Linked DNA regions of Homo sapiens: region 1 is linked to region 2. A link is a loop called in an ENCODE intact Hi-C map of the cell type or tissue named here. Cell type or tissue: MCF 10A. All regions are shown on one strand. Each heading gives the region's core, and the rest is flanking DNA. Links, peaks and the distances in the headings are about the cores only. Region 1 overlaps CRB1 (crumbs cell polarity complex component 1). Region 2 overlaps CRB1 (crumbs cell polarity complex component 1).

The links. A loop is a pair of places that touch in the nucleus more often than their neighbours do. Peaks named below come from ENCODE experiments on the same cell type or tissue, not always from the same donor. Only the 100,000 strongest peaks of a DNase experiment are listed, where the experiment ranks them.
Region 1: it touches region 2 in a loop (5-fold over the local background); 1 of 110 quality-filtered maps calls a loop at or near these places.

The regions. Positions count from the first base shown.
Region 1 is chr1:197,457,051-197,469,757 of GRCh38, reverse strand. All of the region lies in intron 11 of CRB1 (crumbs cell polarity complex component 1), which reads right to left. Among named protein-coding and RNA genes, the nearest start is that of CRB1, 200 kb to the right of the region's middle. In MCF 10A, for the core only: no CTCF peak of the experiment used is centred there; a DNase peak (open chromatin) is centred at 5,527.
Region 2 is chr1:197,391,252-197,403,958 of GRCh38, reverse strand. The region is part of intron 5 of CRB1 (crumbs cell polarity complex component 1); the gene reads right to left. Among named protein-coding and RNA genes, the nearest start is that of CRB1, 130 kb to the right of the region's middle. In MCF 10A, for the core only: CTCF peaks have their summits at 3,513 and 3,712 (motif pointing left); a DNase peak (open chromatin) is centred at 3,698.

The sequences.
Region 1 (12,707 bases), core at 3,309-8,308, 63 kb before region 2:
AGCTATCATTTGCTACATGTGAATTATTCTTTTTGTTTCCGTTAGGTGAACTACTGGACATTAGCTTGGCCTATTTTGGTCTCAGAAAAGCTGTGTGGACATTCATGCTTCTCTCCCTTTTTTTTCTTTTCTTCTCTTTATTTCATTTTAGAAAACAGTGGTTGCTAACTAAAGATTCAGAGCGTGTAACTCATTCAGTGCTATGAGCTGCAAACTCTTGTAGTTTTCAAAGCACATCCTTTTCATCTCTTCATTACTCTATGCCCAGACCCATTTGTAACCAATTCCCCTACAATTCTGTTCTAATTTCTCTCTCTGCATTCCCACAGTCACAATCCTGGCCCAATTATCCTCTCCCTAGGTAATTCATCTATTCTCTACACACTTTTATTTCCTCCAGAATCTACATCCTCCATCCAGCCCCACAGAAAAAAATGACCGTACTTACGTGACTAGGAAGTCGTGGGAACGAACTATATCAAACCTGTCCATATCAAATATAAATTGCCAATTTTGATTTTATTTATTTATTTATTTTGAGACAGGGTCTCACTCTGTCGCTCAGGCTGGAGTGCAGTGGCATGATCTTGGCTCACTGCAGACTTGACCTCCCGGGCTCAAGCTATCCGCCCACCTTGGCTTCCCAAAGTGCTAGGATTACAGGCGTGCGCCACTCCACCCAACAATTTTTAAGTTGAGGCTCTTTATTAATGAGTCCCATTTCCTCATGAGGGTCATCACCAGTTGCAGCCTAGCTAGTGCCGGGGCCGGGGGGTTCCAGCAGAGCAACTCTCTCTATCTGCCACTTTTCAAACAGGAATCACCTGTTCCTCCAAACCACTTCTCTATCCTGAAACATGCCGTTTATTCAATCATGCCTCTCCTCTTTTTAAAAGATAATTCAAACTTTCTCTGTACTTTGCAAAGCCTCTCCAGAGAAGCCCATGTGACTCCACTCACCTGTAACTCTTACACAGCAATGTCCAGGGCCAGCACATTTTTGAGAAGAGCTGTAGCTAGGCCTGCCTGGCATAACATATGCGCATGAATGTGTAGCTGTTGTTCAATGTGAGTTAAGCCAAATCTATCCCTTCCTTCAGGACTGTAAGGCATGACTATTTGTTACTCTGGAACTTCCCAATAATATAAAATGCAGTGCTTTGCCCAAGTGGCTGATCAATTATTATCGACTCACACACTTGTAACACTGATTGCCCTGTTTAACACATTACTAAGTTCTTCTCAGTCATAAGAAGAGTTCTATAGAACCCAGAAAGTTTGTTGGTGGTGAAATTCATTCATTCATTTTTTCATGCTTTCATTCACTTACTCAACAAATTATTACCGAATGCCTTCAAACTTTCAGACAGCATATTAGATCCTGGAGATATGGAAGTAAAAGGCATAACCATTATCTTTAAAATAATTCACTGTTTAGTGATAGTGCCTGGGGGTGGGGCAGCTATATAAAGCAATTACAGTTCCATATGGGTGGTGTTAGTTTAGAGGTGAACATGAAGGAAAAACAAGGAGAAAGGAAGGTGCCTCATGGGATCGCTAAGTTTCTCAAAGGAAGTTGCTGGGAGAATGAGGTAAAGAAGTATGTTTTAGGCTGAAGGAATCACCATGATCCAATTGCTTTAAGGAGAACAAAAAGCATGCCTGTGGTTCTGGGATATTTCCTGCATGCCTGGGAAACTTTACAGAAGGATAACTCCTTATGCAGAGCCACAAATGGAGAAGAACTAGAATAGGAAGTGGCAGACAGCTCATGTGCCAGGAAAGTGTTTACCAAAACTGGGCATATAACCCATCTAGATACCATGTCAAGAAACCTGATTTCCTGTCTCTCAGGAGGGCCAGAATGGAGGGAGCAATTTCATGTGTACTCACTACTGGTCCTTTCCTAGGCTGATGACTTATACCACTTATTTTCAACATAGTAGCTTCATTATTTGAGTTCCCTTTTTATGTATCTGCTGGGTCGTCTACTAACTTGCATTTTGTAGTGTAGAAAAAGATTGGAGTTTCTTCATATCCCATTTCTGCCATACTAAATAATTTTAGAAGACAAGGGATAAATATGCCAATTGATTTTATACAGAATTCCAAAAGCAAGAGAATATTCAGTGGCAAAAGAATTAAAAGGGCAGGGGACAGTTTGAGATAAAAAAAGATACTAAAAAGACATGCCAAATGATGATTAAATGCAATTGATTGTATCCTGGATTTAAAAAATCTATAAGGGACATTATTGGGACAATTAGAAAGTCTGAATATGGATAGTATATAAGATGTTAAATTTCTTGAGTGTGATACTAGCATTGTGGTTATAGAAGGAAGCCTTCTTTCTTAAGAGATACTAAAATACTTAGTGGTAAAGTGTCATGACATCTGCAATCTACTTTCTAATTACTGAGCAAAAAAAAAATACATGTATATGGACAGAGATAAAGCAAAGGTATCAAAATGTTAAAAAGTTGGTAATCTGGGTTAAAGAGTTACACGCATTAGTTGTAACTTTTTTTCAATTCTCTTTAGGTTTGCATTTTTTTCCAAGCAAAATGTTGGAAAAGTAATAATTTAACAAACAATTTTTATAAGGAAAATAGTTCCTCCAACCCCCATATTTGCAGATCTTGCTTCTTCCATTACCCCTTCCTTGGCTATACCAGGCCTTGCTTATTTCTCTCTGCTCTACACTTTTATTGCACAATAAATCTTGCTCTCATTGATGGTCTTATCTCCTCTCCCAGACACTAAGATATGGATCACATCACATGTTAGTTTCCTCACATATTTGGCCCTGACCCTGCCTGCCTGTGCCTTGCACGGTGTTGGACACACATTGGGTGTTCATGGACTTTCTTATGATCGACTGGTGTCACTGCTCTTAACCTATAAGCCGTACCTTGGCTCTCTTTTCATTCAGATTTCTTTCTTCTTTCCAACTTTCTTCAGCTAGTTAAAAGCTGCTATTAATTCATTCTCACATTACGCAGAAAAAATAATGCAGGATCCCTGACATCCCTACGGCTTATCACATATCCCTTCAGCAGAGGTAATCTAGTCTGTGTCATCATATTTATTGCCCCCAAATCAAAACCAGTTGCCAAAGTAATGAAGGTCTATTGGTTTGTGTTGACTTAATCCATGTCAGAGGAGCTTTAGGAGCATATAAGGATAATTTGACCAGCAAAAGGAAAGCCATAAAAATGATCAAAAAGCCAATAGATATGCTGAGAACACCAAGCTTATTTTACTGAGGATTTATGGCCAATTTATCAGAAAATTATTTGGTCCAAGCCTACATTCGAATAAGTCTCTCAGTAATTCAGCAAAGATTCAAACCTCTGAAAAAAAATAGCCTCCTATAATGAGATACCCTAGTAACCCCTAACTTGCAGCACATGTACTTTAATTTTCAACAGTTGTGAGACTGCAGTAAATCCAGTTTTTGAATCACTAGTCCCATTTATGCCTCAGACCTGCATTAAATTACTAGAGCCTGAACTGCCTCAGAGCAGAGCCAATGCATCGTCCCTTCAACCTGCATAAGTGTTGATTAATCAAATAGGGCTTAAATGTAGGACATACCCCAGATGGTAGCAGTGCCAACTCCTGCTGTGTCCCAGCAGAAGTGGATGCCAAACCACCAGGCTCTGCCACACTATGTCAGCTTTGCCCCAGGCCCAACTTTGGAGGTTGTGTTTTATTGACCAGACTCAAATTGGCTTCCCCTCATGTAAGTGATAAAGTGTGGCGTCAAGTCACCCATGTAAAATATATTATTTTAACTTTGACAGCTTGTCATTGAAGTCCTTGTTTATATAATCTATTGTGCCATTTACTCTATTCTTATTTTAAAAAGCAAACACAGAAATAAAAACCTTTCCTTTAGTGTTTCATTGATGAATGTCTATACCTTGCACCTTCTCTTAAATAATCTCAAAAGTAGCCATTTCTATTGTCACTGTCAGTTTACATCAAATTATCAGACTTTCAGTTTCGAACTCTGCCTAGTGGAAGATGAAAGACACACATCATGCTTTAATGGGTAGCCTTTCACTGCACAGCCTTTTCTCTTCAAAATAGTTTGAGACTTGGTATGTCTAAACAGAGATGGATCCTGTGAAGCTGAGAGGCTGGTCAGATCCCAAGTGAACATTTCTAAAATCTATGAACTCAAAGCAACTTAAAACACCAAGCAACCTGACAACCAGCAAAGATAGAAACCTTCATATTATGAGGATTTATTGAAATAGTATTTAGTTTTAGAACTAAAGGTTTGTTTCAGAAGTCAGGCTTTCATAAGCCATTTGGTAAAAGTCTATAGGTTTTAAAGTTAGCAGGATTAAAAAAAAAATAAAAACAAACCCTAAACCTTATGTATGACTTTACTAACAGTTCACCTAAATACGCAAAAGCACAACAGAAGCAAAGGCTAGGTTTTCATTTGTATTGAGGAATCTAAAGCATTTATTCTTGGAGGGGACAAAAATAAAGTCTAACAGCATTTTCCTATTAGTTTAAAAATACTGCTGAACTAAAATTTCTCCATCTCTATGTATAAATTTAGCACAGAATTTAATAACCTGCTATAAAATTAGATCATACAATAAAGCTAAAGTGGTTATTTTATGCTTTGGGATCTCTAAGTCTGTGTTATATACAGTACATAGGGTAATTATGATATTCACAATGACCACATCTTTTTTTGAAATAATAGTTTGAGACCCTTGCCCAAGGAAAGGTGGGAAGCAGAAGTGACAAGAACTCTGTTCCTTTGCTACAAAAGGCTCAAAAGACAAATTGCATGACAAGTTCTCTTCTCCTTTAGCCACTGGTTAATTTTTGGAGACTGTTTTAATAAAATGAAGATCAGGTTCTCTGTTTTCTAAGCAGCTTGGAGATCTATTTAAGAAAGAAGCTGAGATAACCTGGCTAATGTGCTTGATTATATTTTATTTCTATAATTTGCTATTCATACTCTCAAAATATAGTTTTTTTTCTGGATAATTCTTGTCTCATACTTGGTATCATACTGACATGAATTATTTACATTATTTCTGAATTTTGAAGTAATTGCTTAGAGAAAGTATTCCTCTTAGTGACTTAAATAATCTGAAACAGGGAAATTTTATTTTTTTAACTCCCAAGGAGACATAGAATTGAATGTTCAAACTATAAACTAAGCCTCTTCAATTTTGCAGTGCAGCGCAACTCTCTCTACTTTTTCCCATACCCCAAACAACACTCCCACTGCCCCTTTAAAAAAAAAAATACTTCCCTTGGGTCTATAACTTTTCTATTCAATCACCATTTAGATTGCTTGTCCTCAGGGATATGGCTGAGTTAGGAGCCTCAGGAAGAAAACCATGATTAGTCACTAGGCCTGAAAAATCCTCCCCAATCCTGTTTCCAAGGATTGATGCCAATTCTCCAAACGTGCTCAGTGCTCATGTTCTTTTCAGGGTCATTCGGCTTGTACAGCACAGATTAAACACACAGCCTCAGTATTTTCAGTGTTGTGAGGAGACGCATTTACATTCCACTGACGGCGTTGGGTGTAAAAGGAAGCCATCTGCTGTGATTTAGCAACACGAGGAGGAGCTACAACTTTGACAAGCGAGAAAGAGTTGCAACACAGCTCAACTCAGTCCAGGTCCTCTTTGTGGGGTGGACCTGAGCAGAAATCACCTCAATATTAAAAGGCATTTTTATTAAGTAGTTCTTAGAAGTTGGTCTTCTATTAAATGTTTCATTGTTCTCTTTCACTAAAATTCGTTTGCTGCTATTTGTTAGGGTTCTTTTACTAGTTTCAGGAACCCAGAGTAAATAGATTAATTCTATGACAAAGATGACAACTAGGTCTTTGATTCTTTGAGCATTCGATCCAGGTAGTTAATCTTTCCTGTATCTGGTTCATTCGCTACACTGGGATTACCTGTAAAATACGTTAGAACTAAAAGGTGGAACATAGGGATATGGAAAAAGTAACTACAAGCTGAGGATTTAATATTTTCTGGCATTTTAGATGTCATCTCTTAATTTTCACCACAATCTAATGATATAGAGATTATTGCATGTATTTAAAAGATGATTTAAGCAATTTGTCCAAAGTCACACAGCTAGTAAGCAGCTTAGAATCCAAATTATCAGGGCTTGTTTAATTACGCACAGCTGCATCCTTAGATAGAGCACTATATAAATGTAACCCCAAATCTACCCCATAATTTCAACTGTATTACCCTTAGTTGGCATATCTGCAGACTGAAAGAAGAGTAAAAATGGTTATTTTATATTTCAGGTCTCTTACTATGCACAGTGCTTATGTAACCAATCATGCTTCTCTGATTACTGATGTTTGCTTAGTGTGTGTGTGTTTTGTTTTTTTTGGACTTTGCATGTGAGAATAACTACAATAAAGTAGGCTGATGGGTGGAAGGGTTTTGTTTTCAGTTCTAGGAAGGTGCCTAGCACACAGCAGGTGTCAGGAGGTAAACTGTCTTTACAAACAGTGTCTGCATAGACCTAGAAAAATTCAGCAGGAGAACAAAGAAAAAACTCCATAATGCACAATTTTCAGTCCTATGCTTTTAACATCCCAGTATGTCTATCAAGAAGTAAAACAACTAAACAATGAAGAAAATCTCCCAGGGTTGTGGCTCTTATAAAACAGCCATGTGCTCCCCTCCAGTTTCAACACAATATCATCAGGCGATGATTAAGAAGGTAGCTGTTTCAGTGCTTCACAGTGTCAGGAAACAAGGTATCAAGCCAACAACTTCCTTGTTAGGTGCAGCACTTAGATTGCAGCCATGTTTTGCTTCCAACTGTAAATATTAATGGTGAAGAAAAAAAAAAAAGATCTGCATTGGCTATAGGCTGCCTGAGCTCAGCATATTACATGACACTCTGGCGTTATTTGCTGAGATGTAGATAATTGTAATTCCTGTTAACAAGTTTCCATGTATTTTCACTCCATCAGCAGGTTCTTGAATCAATGCTTAGATTACGTTTGACTACATCAGCACAATTTGACTTTGATGGAAAGTTTGAAATTTATGTGTAATTAAAAATTATACATCAATTTCCTAATTTTCCAGAAAAGGCAGCTAATCCTCTTGGATGCCGTAGCATTTATACCTTGTCCCTCAAAACACACTGGCTCCTTTGCCTCGAACTCCCTAAAGGAGTGCGTAATGTTTTTAGGACCAAAGGGAGTATTTCAGGGCAAACTGAGGGAGTCCTTTCACATGTCACCCATTGCCAAGAGGATTTAATGTTTCCAGAAGCATAGGGGAACTTCGGAGTTGTTTTTGTACTCCTTTTGAGACACTAAGTTTCAAAACCATTTTAAAGGAGCTTATATTTCCTTATAGATTAATGTAAAAATGGCCTGAAAATAATTTAAATCATTTATTAAAACATACACACATATTCCACTATATGTAAGATATATCAGTATTATTTATGGTGCCTGAATTCAATAAATGCCAATTGATGAGGATGGTAATACAGTCATCCATAAAATGCTCCTAAGTTTTTTCATTGCAGTGGCACATTTCTGCCTATAAAAAGTCTAAGGCAAAAAGCTTATTCTACACTATCATGTACAAAATCAAGAACGACAACATTACATGTGTATAAAATGTGGAAAAGTCAAACTATTTAATTTATAAGAACATACTTTTGCATTTGTGTAGCATAAATTCTAATAGGCATGTCCTCCGCGATGAGTTCCTGCAATTCATGGCATGCTGTGCTTTTGTCTTTATGTACAATTTCAAGACTCATACATTTCTATCTTGAGAAAACTATTCAAACAACATGCCATCTTTTCCTGTCAACTTCAGAGTTCATGATGTTTTGCAGGTGCTGAAATTTTTTTGAACTGAGCTGACAAATTAGATGGCATTGTAAAACAAATGCAGCACTCCTGGACATAAATGATGAGTAAGGTCTGATATATCCAGGTGCGACTTGGATTGTTTGCCAGGTAGAGGGGAAAGCTCTACAGATTCATGTGTCGAGCCCAATCTGGACCTCACTTTTAACCAAGAGAATGTAATAGGAGCTTGTGAATTGCAATGTCTGATCAATGGAATGAGTAAATCAGTGGACAGGTCTTTAAAAGGAAATTGACCAGTGATGATGGTTCTTGTTATACGTCTCTCTAGCTTGCAGTGCCATGAGAGCTAACACACAGGATGCAGCCTACTCTTCTGTCACAGAATATTTAATTTGAAGAGGCAGCCACTCAAATGCTTTCCCTTTATGCACATGTGCATCACCTTCATGGCTCTCATAACCCACCCCAGGCTCTTTCCATCCCAGAGTGCCTCTTTACAAAGGTGTGCATTTTCTCCATCAGAGTAGTCCTCTGTCTTCCCCAGCCACGGCCTGTCCTCCCCAGCCATGGTGGGAATCCTATGAAATACTCCTTTTCTGTTTCAAGGCAGAAGACTAATCATGCACAATTACACACAGAAGCTGATCCTCTTCAGCTCACCTCACAATGTGAATGTGAAGCTCAATGTCATTACTTAGAGTTCTGCAAATAAATCTTTAAGTTGAGGGGCTTACATTGGTATCTATAATTTGAGAGCATTTATATTGGTAATTAAGTGGCAATGCAGTTATACCAGCCAAACACACACAACCTTTAACTTCAAGAAGCTGCAAATATGGATAATTTACATATTGCCAGCTGTGATTATCTTTAGTGTTCACAGGACCTAATGGTAAAAACAAATAGATTCTGGATCCTATTAGGGCCGTAGAGCAAAATTTACAATTTCTTTCCCATTTACATTCCATATTTGCCCCTAGACCTGTTCTTTAAGAAATTCCAGAGTTCCCTGGACACAGTTGGTCCCATGATAAACTTGTGTTTTTGTAAACTATGTGTAATGGCATCTCTTCTAAAACACTTATTTTACAATTAAGAAATATTAAGACTTCTAGAATTTTCTGGTAGGACAGTCTGCTTAAAAACAGTCTCCAAATGTTGCACTTCACAAACTAGGAAACAGAAAACCAAAATTATACACTGGAGAAAAAAATGAGGATTTGAGGTTAAATGAACTGTGTGACCCCAAGTAAGTCACTTCACTTCTTTGGGCCTTCGTTTCAGCATCTGTAAAGTGGAAATAACAGTACTATGATGGTTAGAACTAAATGAGGCATTGCATGTTGAGTGCATGTGATCATTATGGCCTAATATCAGAGAAGGCACAACCCTTGGCTGAAAGAGGCACCGTAAGAATCCTGGTCATCTGATGCAAGCTTTCTTGTGCACTAGACTGTTAACTCCCCTCAGGTAGTGAAGGGTCTGCTTTTTTAATCTTCTGGCTTCCTTAGCTCTGAAAATAGATTGCACTAATCACAGAAATGTTCAAACCAACCACTGCTCAGTATAAGGCACCTTTTATATTGATCTGCACAACTTAGAAATTTTCTGAAGTGAGTAAATATAGTTCCTTAATTTTATGTACATTAAAATGGTGAGTAATAACATCAGTCTATTGCCCCAGAGACTCTTTTTTAGTGATGCTGATCCAGGGAATTTGCTCAATTTTTAGTGAAAGAAGACTTAATCTGATCATATCTGAACCTCCCCAGAACAAAACATGTCTTTGGCCCTTTGAGAGAAATAGGAGAGCATCATAGGTCTAAAAACCTTCAATTAAAATCCTCAATTAAGAACTTTAGAAAGATTCAAGTGAAGTAAAAAAAAAAAAAAAAAAAAAAGAGGGGGGCTTAAAGCAAGACTTACTAACAAAACTATGCCTAGTGAAAACTTCTAATTAGCAGAAATCAAAAATTGGACTGAAGATTTTGTGGATTTAATAAGCTAGTTTCAAAAACCAAACTCCCAAAAAAATCTGCTCAGGAAAAACTTTCTGTCTACATAACATTATATATTTTAAAAAATTCTGGAAGAATAAACAGTTTGTATTGCTTTGAGTTCCAAAATGAAAGAATTCGTCTGAGAATATAATTCAGGAGTTTTTATTGATAAATCCATCATGAAGGAAAGATGCTACCATTTTGGTGTAAGATCCTGCCATGGTCTGAATGTTTATGTCCTCCCAGATTTCATTCACTGAAACCTAATCGCCAATGTCACCGTATTAGAAGATGGGGCCAATTAGGTCATGAGGGTAGAGCCTTCATGAATGGGATTGGTGACCTTATAAAAGAGGTCCTGGAGAACTGCCTTGTTCCTTTGTCATGTGAGGACACAGAGAGAAGAGACCATTTACGAACCAGGAAATGGGTGGTTCCTCACCAGACACTAAATCTGCTGGTTAGTTGGTCTTGAAGTTCCCAGCCTCCAGTACTAATACCCTTCTGTTGTTTAAAAGTTACCCAGTCAATGGCATTTTGTTACAGCAGTCCAAACAGAGTAAAGTAGGTCCTTTCTAGTCAGAAAGTGAATTGTAGCCATACATAATCAAAACCTGTAGGAAACATTTGAGAAGAAAACATGGCATATACCTAAATCACAGAATTATAGAATGATTCTTTCTTCTCTGGCTGGATTTTTACCAAAGTTTGGTCGAGGGAATCCATCATCTAATCTTTCTCTTAATTTATCCACTTCTATATCCTACTATTTCCTGACATTCTTTATCTATTAAAATCAGGCCTACCTAGTCTCTGTTCTTCATCCCATCCAAACTTTTTTTTCCCACTATCACATCTTTACTTGCGACATTTTTCTCTCTTGAATGTGCTCCCATTTTCTGTTCTATAAATAATCTTTCTCATATGTCATGGCCTACTTTAATTTCCGTATCCTCCATGAAAACTTTCCCTCTTGCAATAGCTCATAGCGATCAGACTTCTGTGAATTTATACTGTGCTTTTACTCAGTAACATAAATTAGGGATTAATTGTTTTCAGGATGTTTTGTAGTTTCTTTTTTCTTGACAGCTAGATTATAGTTTCCTTGAAAGTATTGTCATAAGAATTATATGTTATCTTTTACAGATTCCCTGCTCTCCTTCTTCTCTCCCTGTGTACTACCCATTGCCAGATGTATTGAAGAAACAAACGTGTGGATGGAATGGTGACTTTGGGAAGATGCTTGCATTCTTTCAGCTGTAGAGAATATGTGGAAGGCACTGACTCCAGCAGCTCTCTGCATTGCCATGGGACTTATGAAAGGACAGAACATTGGATTTCCTGCCTAGAAGCCCAGAATGTCAGCTTATCCTGTGGGGAGCAGTTATTGCAGATGAAGGTGGCTTATAGGGAAGATGAATTGGCAATGAATAGGTGGGAGTGGACAGCATAAACCCTTCAGGCTCAACTGAATTTGGAAAGAAGAGAACATTTAGAAAATTTGTTGTAAGGCTTTTCTGACAACTAGATTTGTAAAAAAAAAGATAAGCTTTAGTGTTCTTAATGGCACTTTTGGGGCAAATGCAGAAATCTTCATCCATGTCCCTAAACTCCTGTGGCTGCTGTAGGGCTCCTTCTACTTGTAAACTCTACTAGCTCTTTCCTGGATCCTCCTTTTCTTCTGGTACCACCCATTTTTCCTTGGCATATTTCTGCTCTCATTGCTTAGGGCCCCTTCAAAAATGTGTGTTGACGTTGATTATCTTTTGGGACCAGTGCCTTAAGTTTCCTTTCTTCCCTTTTGTCTATAACCCTCGTTCGGTGATCCCTGAGGAAGGTTATGGCTTTAATGGTTGTTTTCCAGAATTTCCCTTTTCTACTCTCACAAATTTAAAATGCAGTTATGTTAAGAAGAACTAATAATCAACAAAAGCAAGGGATAATTATAAACACAGTGTGGCACTTACACTATCAATAAAAACATGGGCATTCTGACATTCTAAGCTCTCTTTGCTGACAGGTATACAACTTATTTGTGAACTAATTTCTCCAGTGAAAAACTGTTTAAATTAAAAATTAACACTTTGGTAGCAAATAAACAATCAACAATACAAAAAAACATGTCAAGGAGAAATGTGCTTTTTGTTCTTCTGAGATAATGCTTGCTTATTCTTTAAGAGCTGGATCAAATATCTTCTGCACGAAGCTTTTTCTACCCTACCGCCAGCCCTGGGAATGTTCTAATTTCTTCTGTGCACACCACATACAATTCTTTCATTCGTTCATTTAGTCCTTTGGTAAATAGTGAAGCACTACTCTGCCAGGAATGATTGCCAGGTACTGAAGTTATAAAGATAAACAAGACATTTTCTCCACCTTCCTATAGCTCTCAGGATGGAGGATGAGGCAGACAAATGAAGGCTTTTGCAGTATAGCTAATTGGTAATAGATGCAGATGCTCCGGGATCTGAAAGCGTGGCTCCAACTTCTGAATTGGAGAGCCTTGGAAAAGATACTTATCCTCTCTCTGATTTTGAGTTCTCATCAATAAAATGAGGAAAATAATATTACTTAACTCTTGGGATTTTGTGAATAATAAATAAAATAATGCTTATAATGACCTGAGCATAGTTTCGGGCTCAGAGTAAGCACACGACAAATATTAGCCACTATTAGTATTATTATACGATGCTATGATAGAGGCGTACTTAGGATTGTATGGCAACAAGACACTCCAAATGCTGATTGTGTGGGGGAGGGAAGCAAGGAAATCTTTACTGGAACATTATGAGAACAAATGTATTTGACTAGGCAAAGGAGAATGAAATGAGGGTTTTAGGGTCGAAGAACAA
Region 2 (12,707 bases), core at 651-5,650:
AACTTGAACAGCAATTTCTACTATGTATCTGAGGTGGAGCTTTGACTGTTCCTCAAGGTGGTCAGTGAACCTGGCTAATGACAGCTCACAGATTTATTTTGTTAGCAAACACTAGGTCTGGTTGTGCACTTGCTAAGGAGATGTGGGGAAGAGCGGGGCAGGGGGAGAGAGGGAGAGAGAGAGAAAGAGAAAACTAATTCCTTTCAACATCAGATTGTAGTTATGTGTAAGTTAGGATGATCTGGCAGCAAGCAATAGAGAACCTAAATGAAGCTTCCCTAAATATTAAAATTTATTGGCTCATATAAGGAGAAAGTCCAAGAAAAAAAAAACATCAGCAGGGTTATCTTGAAGACTCAAAAAGATCAAGAACTCAGATATCTACCACTTCTTCACTTCACTGGTCAAAGTTTCAGCTTTACCTCAAAGACATTTTTGAAGTTATAGGATGGTTGCAAGTAGCACTCTATCTACATGCTTCCTCATTCACGTCCCCCTGATGTCTCTACCTAAAGAACAAATGAGAACTTCCCGAGAAGCCATCAGCAAACCTTTACTCATATTCATCTCTAAATGGATCAATGGCAAGAAGTGGGAGGAAAGAGGATTATTCTTTGGAACTGAGAATGAAGTCAGCCTCCTCTAATGTACCTGGCTGCTAGGAAAAGAAGGTTATTAAAGAAACCACTGTTCTTTTATGAAGAGGTAAAGCAAGAGGGAATACATGATGATTGGACAGACACATGTTGTGTGTTTGAGTATCTATACATATACATACATACATTATGTATTCCTAGTGCTCCACAAAAGAAAGGGAACATAACGCTAAAGAGCTAAAGGAAGAAAACCCAAAATCTGGCTTATAACAAAACATCAAGAACATTTTAGAATACTACATTATTTTCATGACAATATGTGTGAAAACTTGATTTCTGTGGAAATAAAGTAAAAAGACACAAAAATGAAAACAATAACTGAAAAGACAACAGGATGGGATTAAGGACTACAGACAGAGAAGAAAAGGATGCAGTGTAAAATAACAAGAATAAACTAAAACTAGCATTGCAATAGTGCTATTAAAATCTACATTGGGGGCAGAAAAGTGGAAAACTGGTACTGCAGATAATCAAAGCAGTATGATCTAGGAATTAGTTATACAGATATGTTTAGTTGATGAGAACTCATTAAGCTAAATACTTGGTTTATGTAATTTTTTGTTTATTGTACTTCAATAAAAATTTTAAAACTGCATCTGTGATAAGAGAACAAAACTGAGAAACTATCCCAGAGATAAAGGGACTAGAGAACAGAAATTAGACCTTAAAATTTCAAATGTAACTGAGAGAGAAATCAAAATACTTTGAAGTGGATTAACAATAAAAGACAGCTGACCTATTTTTCTTGTTGAATAAGACAGGAGACAGCATATTAAAATGGATGACTATCTTTTAGTCAACATTAATTTTAAACGACATACATCTAAATAATGATGAAATAATTAACTGTGATTGGATAAAGAAAATGTGGTACATATACACCATGGAATACTATGCAGCCATAAAAAAGAACAAGGTAATGTCTTTTGTGAGAACATGGATGGAGCAGGAGGCCATTGTCCTTAGGAAACTAATGCAGGAACAGAAAACCAAATACTGCATGTTCTCACATATAAGTGAGAGCTAAATGATGAGAACTCATGAACGCAAAGAAGGGAACAACAGACACTGAGGACTCCTTGGGGATGGAGGGTAAGTTGAGGGAGAGGAGCAGAAAAAAATAACTAAATAACTATTGAGTACTAGGCTTAGCACCTGCATGACAAAATAATCTGTGCGACAAACTCCTGTGACACGAGTTTAACTGTATAACAAACCTGCACATGTACTCCTAATCCCAAAATAAAAGTTAAAAAGAAAACAAAACAAAAAGAAGAAAAACAATAATAAAAATTAACTGTGGATACAAGGAAAACATAAAAATATTAATTTATATTAAAATATTTTAAAAGACATAAAAATAAACAAATTTAAAAGATACAAATAAATGCCAAAAGAATATCAAAATAATAGAATTAAAGTTAAAACATTTTGAATATAAAAGACTGAGACCCTGAAATTCTGTGCACAGAGAAACTGTCATTCAAATTTGTAGATAACAGAAAGAGATACTACTTATGATAAGTGCATAGCCTAAAAATACTTAAAGATAAACTTCATGTGACTAAGGGAAAAATTATAATATCATTGGGAAGAATATTAGTTAAATAGCATAAAATAGTACATTATCAAATATTAGTGGGCAGATTATTAAAGAACTGGTCATAAACATTAAAACCAGTTCAATTTGAAAGTATGGCTAAATCATTTTGCAAAACAGAAGACACAAAATACGACAAATTGTTCAAGGTTATTCTTCAAAAATAAATTTCCAAAATGTTAAAATAATAATTGGATGACAACAATTTGTTCCCAAGCTCATGATTATGTTAGCAAAGACCATGCTATCATGGAAAAGATGAAATTTTATTTAAAACATGCTAAATTCTTTGTCTTACATAGTGGGCAATCAAAACAATATGATTTCACTTTGACCTTGGTAATTAGAGGAGAATAGATTAAAACATTTAAAAAATGTTTTTAAGTTTAAAAGTAGCCTAATGAAAACAAAATATGGAAATTCCAGAACACTGGTGGAGATAAACATCAACAAAATAATATACAAAAAATACAAAAATTATTTTTAAAACACCAATTTAAAAAAACCCACACTCTACAATAACAGAAAATGAGAAGGTAGGAGCAAGGCACTACAAATGGTATAATAATAGCTATATATATGCTTAAACACAGCAGTAAAAGGCAAGGACTCAAAAATTGTATTACAAAAAGGAAGTTTAAAGATATTGTGAGGTAGCAATTTATTCGGATACAAAACTATATATAATATAATTTCAATTTCTCTGTGTATATGTATGTGTGTGTTGGGGAAGGGAAGAATAGAGAAAAACAGAGAGGAAAAGAAGGGAAGGAAAGCAGAATAGATATACTAAAGTATTTTTAGGTGTGCGATTAGAATTTTTAACTTCCTTTATTTCTTTTCTATATTTTCCAAATTTTCTACAATGAATATGTTTTACTTTAATTTAGAAAAAGATAACAGACATATTTCAAAACAGAAACACAAAAGCTTTTAAGTCTTTAAGAGTCAAAAGGAAACTTAAATCAGGGCTGGATAGTATCTGAGTGAGAAACCTTAAATCAGGGCTGGATAGTATCCGAGTGAGAAACCTTGTACATCAAAGTGAGGAGAGGAGTTTCTGTTTATTTTGTTTGCACATTTTATAATTTACTCTGGAAGGAAGAAGCAGGATAGGTTTTGTAAGAGTTCCAGAGATACAAAAGAGATTTAGTTAGGAGTGTATAGTTTCTGTTTTTAAAATGTGTCTTTGTGTATTACATCATCATCATCATCATCAAAAAAAAAAAAATGCTCTTTTACTTCTGGTTCTGCTACTCTAGAGGCCAAGATGGGAGGATTGCTGGAGCCTAGGATGTCGAGGCTGCAGGCTGCAGTGAGCCAAGATTGCGCCACTGCTCTCCAGCCTGGGTGACAGAGCAAGACCTTATCTGTTTTAAAAAAAAAAAAAAAAAAAAAGCTCTTACATTCAAAATCTCTGACCCTACTTTTATGGCACAATGCTGTGAAGGATGCACCACCATCTAGTGGTTACTCCGGTTAATTGCAGAACAATTGATTGATGGATGAGTTCATTTATCCATTGGACATAAATAGCTGTTTGAGCACTTGCCATGTATAATATTAGGCATCTAGTGAATCTTTTGGTTTTATTGACTTGGTCCTCACATGTAGTAGGCAGAGTTCTATATGACTCTATAGCTCCCAATGATCCCCATGTCCAGGCATTCACATCCTTGGATAAGCCCCTCCCCTTGAGTCTGGACTGGAACTAGCAACTTGCTTCTAATCAACAGAATATGGCAAAGGTCGTGAGATATCACTTCAGTGATTATGTAACAAAAGATCTTGACTTCCACCTTGCCAGAAGACTCTGTTTCATAATGACTGTGGTCAAACTGCCATTGTTAGAGAAGGCTCACTGCCACCAAGAAACTGAGATCCTCAGTCTAACCACCCTGAAGGAATTTGTACCTGCCAAAAACCACACACATGAACTTTGAAGTGGACTAATTCCCTGTTGAGCCATCAGAGGAGACCCCAGCCCTGGAGGACACTTTGATTGTAGCCATGTGAGAGACTCTGAAGCAGAGAATACAGCTAAGCCATTATCCACTGAAACTGTGAGATAATAAATGGACATTATTTTAAGTTGCAGAGTTTTGGGAAAATTTGTTATGCGGCAGTAGTTTACTAATACATGACAAAAACTTGATGAGGAAAGTAGCATTATAATCTCTATTTTATAGAAACCTAAACTCAAAGAGATTGAACGATTTAACCAAGCACACAGACTATGGCTAGCAGAGTCAAAATTCAAACTCATATCTACTTGATTTCTTACACCATGTTCTTTCCAACAGTGTAATGCTGCAACCCTATTTGACTATTTCCTATAAGCCAGGCACTGTAAAAAACACTCATGTTCCACAGATGAAAGACATCAAGGAGCTGACAATCTTTTGTGGGAAAATGACAACTAAACTAATCAACAGTTGCATTAAAGTACCCTAAATGCTACATTCATTAGAGTGTTATAAATGTGACATTAAAATGTCCAAAAATGTGCATCTAACAGCGTGGAGTTAGGGGATAAAGGTGGGCTTGAGGGAATGGGGCTAATCAAGGAAGATTTCCTCAAGTAGATGGCATCTGAATCATTTCATGGAGGATGAATTGGAAATAACAGATGAAGAAGGTGAGCATTGCAAGTGGAGAGAATAACATAGAGAAATACATGGAGACTTGAATCCTTCTTTACTTCTGAAAGAAATAGACAACTATTATACATATATATAGTCACATATATAGTCTATATCTGCATATTACACACACACACACACACACACACACACACACACACACACACAATCATTTCCTGACCCCAGCTCCTGGCAATCTATTATCTCTGTTGTCCTTGGGATTTTACCCCTTCCAGAATGTCATATAAATGGAAATATGTATATATAGTGCCTCTACTCCTTCCCTGGGATACAGATTGATTTCTTTAAATATCTTCCTGATAGGATTATCAAACTTATTATTTTCCAAGCTGAAATAATCACTTTATACCCAAACCTCTTCCTTTTCTTATGTTCGCTGACTTGCCGAATGACTCCACCATTATTCAGATTGTATAAATTGACCATAAATTTGACCATTCATCTAACAATTCTATTTCCCTGTCCTAGCTGTGTTCAATGTATTGCCAAGCCCTACTGATTCTTTCTTCTACATCTCTTTAATCTATCCTTATCTTCCAAAGCCCTACTATTTGGATATCCATCACTTCTCCATATCATCTCCCAACCTACCCGCCTTCCTTCAGTTTTGCCTTTTTCAAATTTATCTTCCAATTGATACAAAGGTAAATACCCTAAAATACAAAAGTGATGCCCTTGTTTACAATGCTCAACTTTACTTTAAAACAAACGAGTCATAAGTAAATAGAAAATGAGAAAGGTATTCTAAATATGGGAATCTAAGCAGCACCAATATTTAGGGGGTTGAGGAACTTTTCATCACGCTAAGAATGCATGATTAGGAGAGAGCAGCATTGTGGAAGAGAAAGGGAAAATATTTCAAAGGAGAAGTTATTGATTATGCTAAAAGTTGTGAGAAGTCATAAGAAGAACTGAGGATGAATTTTGCAATCAGAATGTTTTTGCTGACCTTAACAAAATGAGTTTTTTGTGCAGTGGTGGAGATAGAAACTGGATTACAGTAGGGTGAAGAGTGAGAAACTGGGGTTAGGATGGACATCTCAGAGGCAACAGAGGTCCAGGTCACTTCCACTTTTTTAAAGTTGAGTTTATTGATATGTAATTCACTTATAATTCATCATGTTAGGTGTACAAAGGTATACACTGTGCGACTACCACCACAATCGAGCTGTAGAACACTTCCTTCCCCTCCAAAACAGTTCTCAATGCTCTTTGTTTTCAATACCATGCCCTAATTCCAGCTCCCAGCAACACTCCATCTCTTCACTGTCCCTAGAATTTTACCCTTTCCAGATGCAATATGAATGGAGTCATACAATATATAGCCTTTTGAACCTTGCTACTTTCACTTAGAAAAATGATTTTGAGATTATTCTTTGTTGTTGCATGTGTTAATGGTTTGGGTCTTTTTATTGCTGAGTAGCATTCAATTGCAAGAAGGTAAGACTGTTTATCCATTCAGTAACTGATGAAGATTTGGGTTCTTATCAGGTTTTCGAAATTATGAGTAAAGAAGAAATAATCATTTGTGTACAGGCTTTTGGGTAGAAGTATGTTTTCATTCTCATGGGTAATATGTATGAATTGGGAGTGAGATTGCTCAGTGTGTTACAGTAAGTGTATTTTTAGTTTTATAAGAAAAAAATGCCCAACTGTTTTCCATTTTACATCCCTGCCACCAAAGCATCAGAGTTATTCCACATCCTCTCCAGCATTTGGTATTGTCGATTATTACATATAACCTACTCTCTCTCCTTCCTTCTCTCTCTCAACACATACACTAATACATGTATATAAAATAGTTAATAGTTGCATAGTGATATCTCATGTGGTTTCAATGGACATGTTATTGATATTGAGTATCTTTTCATGTGCTTATTTGCTATCTTATGTGATGAAGTATTTATTTAAATTTTTTGTATATTTTTAAACTGGTTTGTTTACATTCTTGAGTTTTGAGAGCTCTTTAAATATTCTGAATATCAATATGTAAGAAAAAACATGTTTTGCAATATTTTCACATTCTGTGGTTTGTCTTCTTATTTTTTTAAGTGTCTTTCAAAGAGCTGAAACTTTTAATTTTGGTGAAGTGCAATTTATCAGATTCCCTTATATCATTTGTACTTTTTTAGGTATAATTTTAAAAATCTTTGCTGAGCCCAAGATCCCAGATATTTTCTGTGTTCTCTTCGAAGTTTTATATTAAATCTGAGTTTTAATGGAGTTAGTTTTTGCATTTGATTGTATAAAATTTGAGTTGAAGTTCATTTCCCTGCAATATGGCTGCATGCATTGTGCTAGCTTTGTTTGTTGAGAGGACTTCCTTTTCTCCAGAGATTCGCTTTACACCTTTGTTTAAAATGAATTAATCATAAGTGTGTGAGCCTATTTCTGCATTCTTTATTGTGTTTATTTCTATCCTTTGCCAACTCTACATTATCTTGATTGCTGTGCTTCTATAACAGATCTTGAAGTCAGATAGTGTGAGTCCTTCAACTTTGTTCATCTTTTCCAAATTGGTTTTTATTGTTTTATTTCCTTTGGCTTTCCATACAAATTTTAGAATCAGCCTATCAATTTCTACAAAAAAAAATCCTATTGATATTTTCATTTGGATTACATTGAATGCAGAGATTAAATTTGCAAAAATTAACATTTTAGCAACGTTGAGTATTTCAATCAGTGAACGTGAAATATAGCTCATTTATTTGGGCTTATGTAATTTCTTTTATCAGTGTTTTGTAGTTTTTGGCATTCTAATCTTGCTACTATTGTTAAATGTATACCTAATTATTTCATTTAAAAAAATTAATAGTACTTTAAAAATTTCAGTTTCAAATTGTTCAATGCTAGCGTATAAAAACAACTAATTTTTTATATTTACTTTGTATCCTGTGACCATGTTAAAGTTATTTGTTCTAGTCTCTTTTTGGCAAATTCTTTGAAATTTTCTGTATAAACAATCATGTCATCTGTTAATAGAGGGGGTTTTAATTACTTTTTTCCAATATATGTAACTGCTATTTCTTTTTCTTACCATGTTGCACTGACCAGGATCACCAATACAATGTAGAATAGAAGTGGTAAGAATGAACACCTTTGTGTTAATCTTGATCTCTGGGGAAAAGCATTCAGTCTTTCACCATTACTATGTTAGCTCTAGGTTTTTTTGTAGATGGTCATTTTCAGGCTGAGGAAGTTTCCTTTAATTCTGTTTGCTGAACGTTTTTATCATATGAATGTTGAGTTTTGTTAAATGCATTTTTTTCTGTATCTATGGAGATGATCACATAGATTTCCTTCTTTGTTTTATCATGGTGAATTACATTAATTGAATTTTAAATGCTGAATGAACCTTGCATTCAATGAACCAGGGAGGTCCGTGCTGGCACACAGTAGGTGTTGAGTCATGGGCATAAGGAGGGAGCACTGGAGCACAGAGAAGACCTGGGGTTCCTTAAAGACTAAAAATTATAGGGAGAGGGGTATGTTGAATCACCACCTAACTTTTATACAGTATTTATCTCATGTTCCAACTTGGGACTTATTTCCAGGTAATCTGCTCTGTTAATTTTTTACATTTCTTTAGTGCATATCATGCAATCTTCTAAGCAGGCTGCCAAAAGCATGCACCTAAGGTGGGAACATTTCTGGCTTATGAATAATTTGTTTTTTTGCTTCCTTGTACGGTAAATATCAGGGTTTCAAATAGTTTCAGATATTATGTACATTACTTGGAGGTCAGAAGAAACTTGTAGAAAGTTATTTCATTCAACTCTCACTCTCAATAATCTTGGGTTACATAACATTTACTAATTTACATAAAATTTTCACTGATGGAGATAGAACAGTAATTTCTTTTAGTTTTTCTGCTGCATGTACTCTGGAGACATCCATTAGCAGCTGTATTTAGATTCCAGCTTAATGTGGAAACTGTAATCTCAAGCAAGTTACTTAACCTCTGAGGCCCAGCCTTCCTCCTCTCTAGAAGGTGGTAGCAGTAACAATACCCCAGGGTTACTATGCCAACCATATGGTACAAACGATGCTCCTTGATTGCCTATTAAGTCAGAGTTATTTATTTATTTAGTTGCCTTAGGAACTAACCGAGGCATAAAATAGAGAAATAACTTGGAGATACCCCATCTTATTTGAGTGCAACCTAATATGCTTGCTCTTATGGTATAAAATGGGATTTCTGTGAATGGTTTAGACTCCCTGCTGAATAAAAATGTTATCTCCACATCTGGAGAAATAGGGACTGGCAGCTAATCCTGTCATTAAACAGAAATAGTGTCCCTGTGTTGAAAGTGACTTTAATAAAACTGAAATCAGAAAAGATTCCTTGAAAAGGAATGGCAAAAAACATAATAAATCTATAAAAATTAAAGAAATAAATTAAAATTATATAATTTAAATTTGTATCATAATTGCATTAATTATAATTTGAGTGTATAAATTAATACATAATTATAACTTATTTTAATCATTGTGAATGTAGGTAGTTTTACAATATCTATGGTATGTAGATATAAAAGGTATACAGTTGACCCTTGAACATCATGGGGGCTGGGATGCCGACCCCTGAAGAGTAGAAAATCCACATATAACTTGCAACTATCCCAAAACATAACTACTAATAGCCTACAGTTGACTGGAAGCCTTATTGATAACATAAATGATTAACACATATTTTGCATGTTATATGTATTATACACTATATTATCAAAATAAAGTAATTCAGAGGAAAACATGTTATTAAGAAAATCATAAGGAAGAGACAATATACTGATTATTCATTAAGTGAAAGTGGATCATCATAGAGGTCTTCATCCTCAGCATCTTTACAATAAGTAGGCTACAGAGGAAGTGGAAGTAGAAGGGTTGGTCTTGTTGTCTCCAGCATGGCACAGGCAAAAGAAAATCTGCACATAGTTGGGCACAGGCAGAAGAAAATCTGCATATAGTTGGACCCATGCAGTTCAAACCCATGTTGTTCTAGGGTCAACTATATATAGTGCCACCCAAACCGCTATAAATTTTGTGGAAAGTTTAAGAAACGATGACTAAACACTATTTATATATAGGGAGATTCTAAAACTAGTCTTAAGATCATTATCGTAGTTTTTGTAAAAAATTTAACAGAAGCACCTTTTATTCCTATACATTCACTTAACTTTATTCTGTTTTCTCGATACATATTGAAATACATTTATAGATTTAAGCAGTTTTGAAAAAAGCAGAAGAACAGATAAATGTGCCTTAATCTTTATAAAAACTCTATTCTTGTTGATGAAAGCAGAGGTTATAGTGGGCTATGATTGGAATAATATGTAAATTACATCGGGTGAAGCATGGTCTATAGTATTAGTTTGAACTAATTGGGTGATACTTTTTTTGGTAGAGAGTTTGGTCATTCAAATCATTTAAATCCTTATACCTTTTCTAGTAAAATAATAGTGAGAATATTTCTCCATTAATTTCACCTCTTACTGAATGTTTTATCTTTCAAAAAAAATGACTACTTTTCAAGAAATTAATGAGAGTGCCTGGCATATTCATCTAGATTTGTAAAGGAAGACTGAAAACAGCCTCGCTATTTCACTGGAAATATTAGCTACTGAGCCACTGTAGCCAGCCCTTCTCTTGCTATGCTGTTGCTGGGCTTCACTTGAGAATTTTCCATCTACTATATAGTAGAAGCTGAGATTCTGAAGCCATTAAGGTAGGAGGAGCAAACCTAGCTTTCAGAAGTCATTGTTTATATTAGTTTCCATGACTACTTCTAGAAAGAAAGATAACACATTGTGCATGCAATACTATTTTTTGGTACTTTTTGGTCCTGCATTCATTGCTGTGCCTCTTTTGCATGTGCTTTTAGATGTTAATCTATTTTTTCCTCTCTGCATTCTTAACTGTGTTTTAAAATGTCCTGTTTAATTTGATTAACAGCCCTAACTATATTTATGTTGTAAAATATATACTCAGTCTAATTATGTAGTATATATTTTGTTATTATTGCACAGTATATGCATTCATACAACATATATTCCCCTGGGAACATTAAGTACCTTTTCCCTGGATATTACTTCATCAAGTGCCGAATTTACAAGCTACCTGCATTTATAAGCTGATTCCCTACTTGGGCACTGTTGTGGCAGCTCCAGAAAATGAAATTCCCAACTCTTCAGTTACACTTTCTCATTTCAAATAATACTTAATTCCTTTGCAAGGACAGCTTCCCTAGTCCACTGAAGATCTGGTGAACTTTGCATATTTTATGTTTGATTCATAGTATTTTTAGTGTTGTATTTTATTACAAGCTCTGTAGTCATATTGATTCACTTAGGTGAGGCTTTAGAGCCCCATAGTTTTATGTTTTGCATCTTATAAAATAGGAGTTTCATCAAAAAATATTTATCCTGTTTCTCTTTTCCCTTTTAGTTCCTTGGGTCTTTTCTTGAGATTGAACAATATTGCTAGCAGAGTTTGGAAAATGAATACCCAGTGCTGTGTAACCTATTTCTTTACAGCTCAGAGCATGTTCAAGTAAAAAGAATTGAAAGATGAAAATTATGGAAACAAATTATCTGAGTTACCTTTATAGTATCAGTTCCTATTCAACACAAGACTTATTCCAGCTGTCTATAATTATGATCCTGTTAACCTGGTTTTCTCATTCAGCCATACAATCTTTGAGGTCTTAGCTAGACTCAGATTTTGAGCCCTTTTCTCACTTTAAAGAAGGAAATTATATATATATGTGTGTGTGTGTATGTGTGTGTGTATGTATATCTTTGTTTTTTTGCCTTGTCACCAGAGTGAAAACTTAGGACCTCAGGTGTAGAGGAAGTGTAGAGTAAGGACCAAAAGGCCTTCAGGTACTAGCAGCACCACCCTGGTACCTCTAATTGCATGTAGTGAGAAGCTACCCAGCTGCTTGAGTTCCCCTTTTCCCTAGGATTTAGACACCACGAGATGCTGTACCAGCCTTGTAAGCCCTCTGCTGGCCTCATTCCTAATTTCTCATAGTTTCTTGAATACATTCCTCAGAATAAAACCTGTTTTTGCACTGGGCCCCCCAAGTTTCAGCTACAAATTCTGTAAGCAGATCTCCTACCACATCGAGACCTGGACCCTCTCAGATACTGACTCTATCCTAGACTTGAACTTGAGTTGTCACCCTGCTGTATATTACTGTAGGAGGGTCTGTTGCTTCCTTCTTAATATTTTTTTCTGAATTCTTATTTTTTCCTTCACTAACTCACCATCAGCTCTTTGAAAGCCTTTCAATTATGTCAGCACACTTCTGAGAACTGAGAACTGGTTAAGTTCAACTCCAATAAACAAGAAAAACTCAGCCACTTGGATGTGCAAAACCCAAGAGTCGAATTTATTATAAAGTTCCAGGATGCAACTATCAGAAGTAAAGATGCCTGCCACTGTGTGGTGTTATATATGGTGCTTGCTTTGCTTGTTATCAGGAAACCACAAGGCAACTACAAACATTTTTTTTCCATTTGAACTTCTTCTGATGTAATCATCTTCCATTACAGTGACAACTTCACAGCAGAAACTTGGTTTGCTTTTTTATACTCTTCAAAATGATACCATTAAACAACTCTTCTGAAAGAAACAGAAGAAACCACAAGAAATTTATGAGCCTCTGTCTAGCTATAGACTCTTTGCCCCTCTATCAAAGTTGGTTGAAATTAGCCTGTGGGATCAATGGTTATTATAGGAGGTGGACAGGCCAACAAGGCAAATGATTTTATAAGGTTTCTGTCC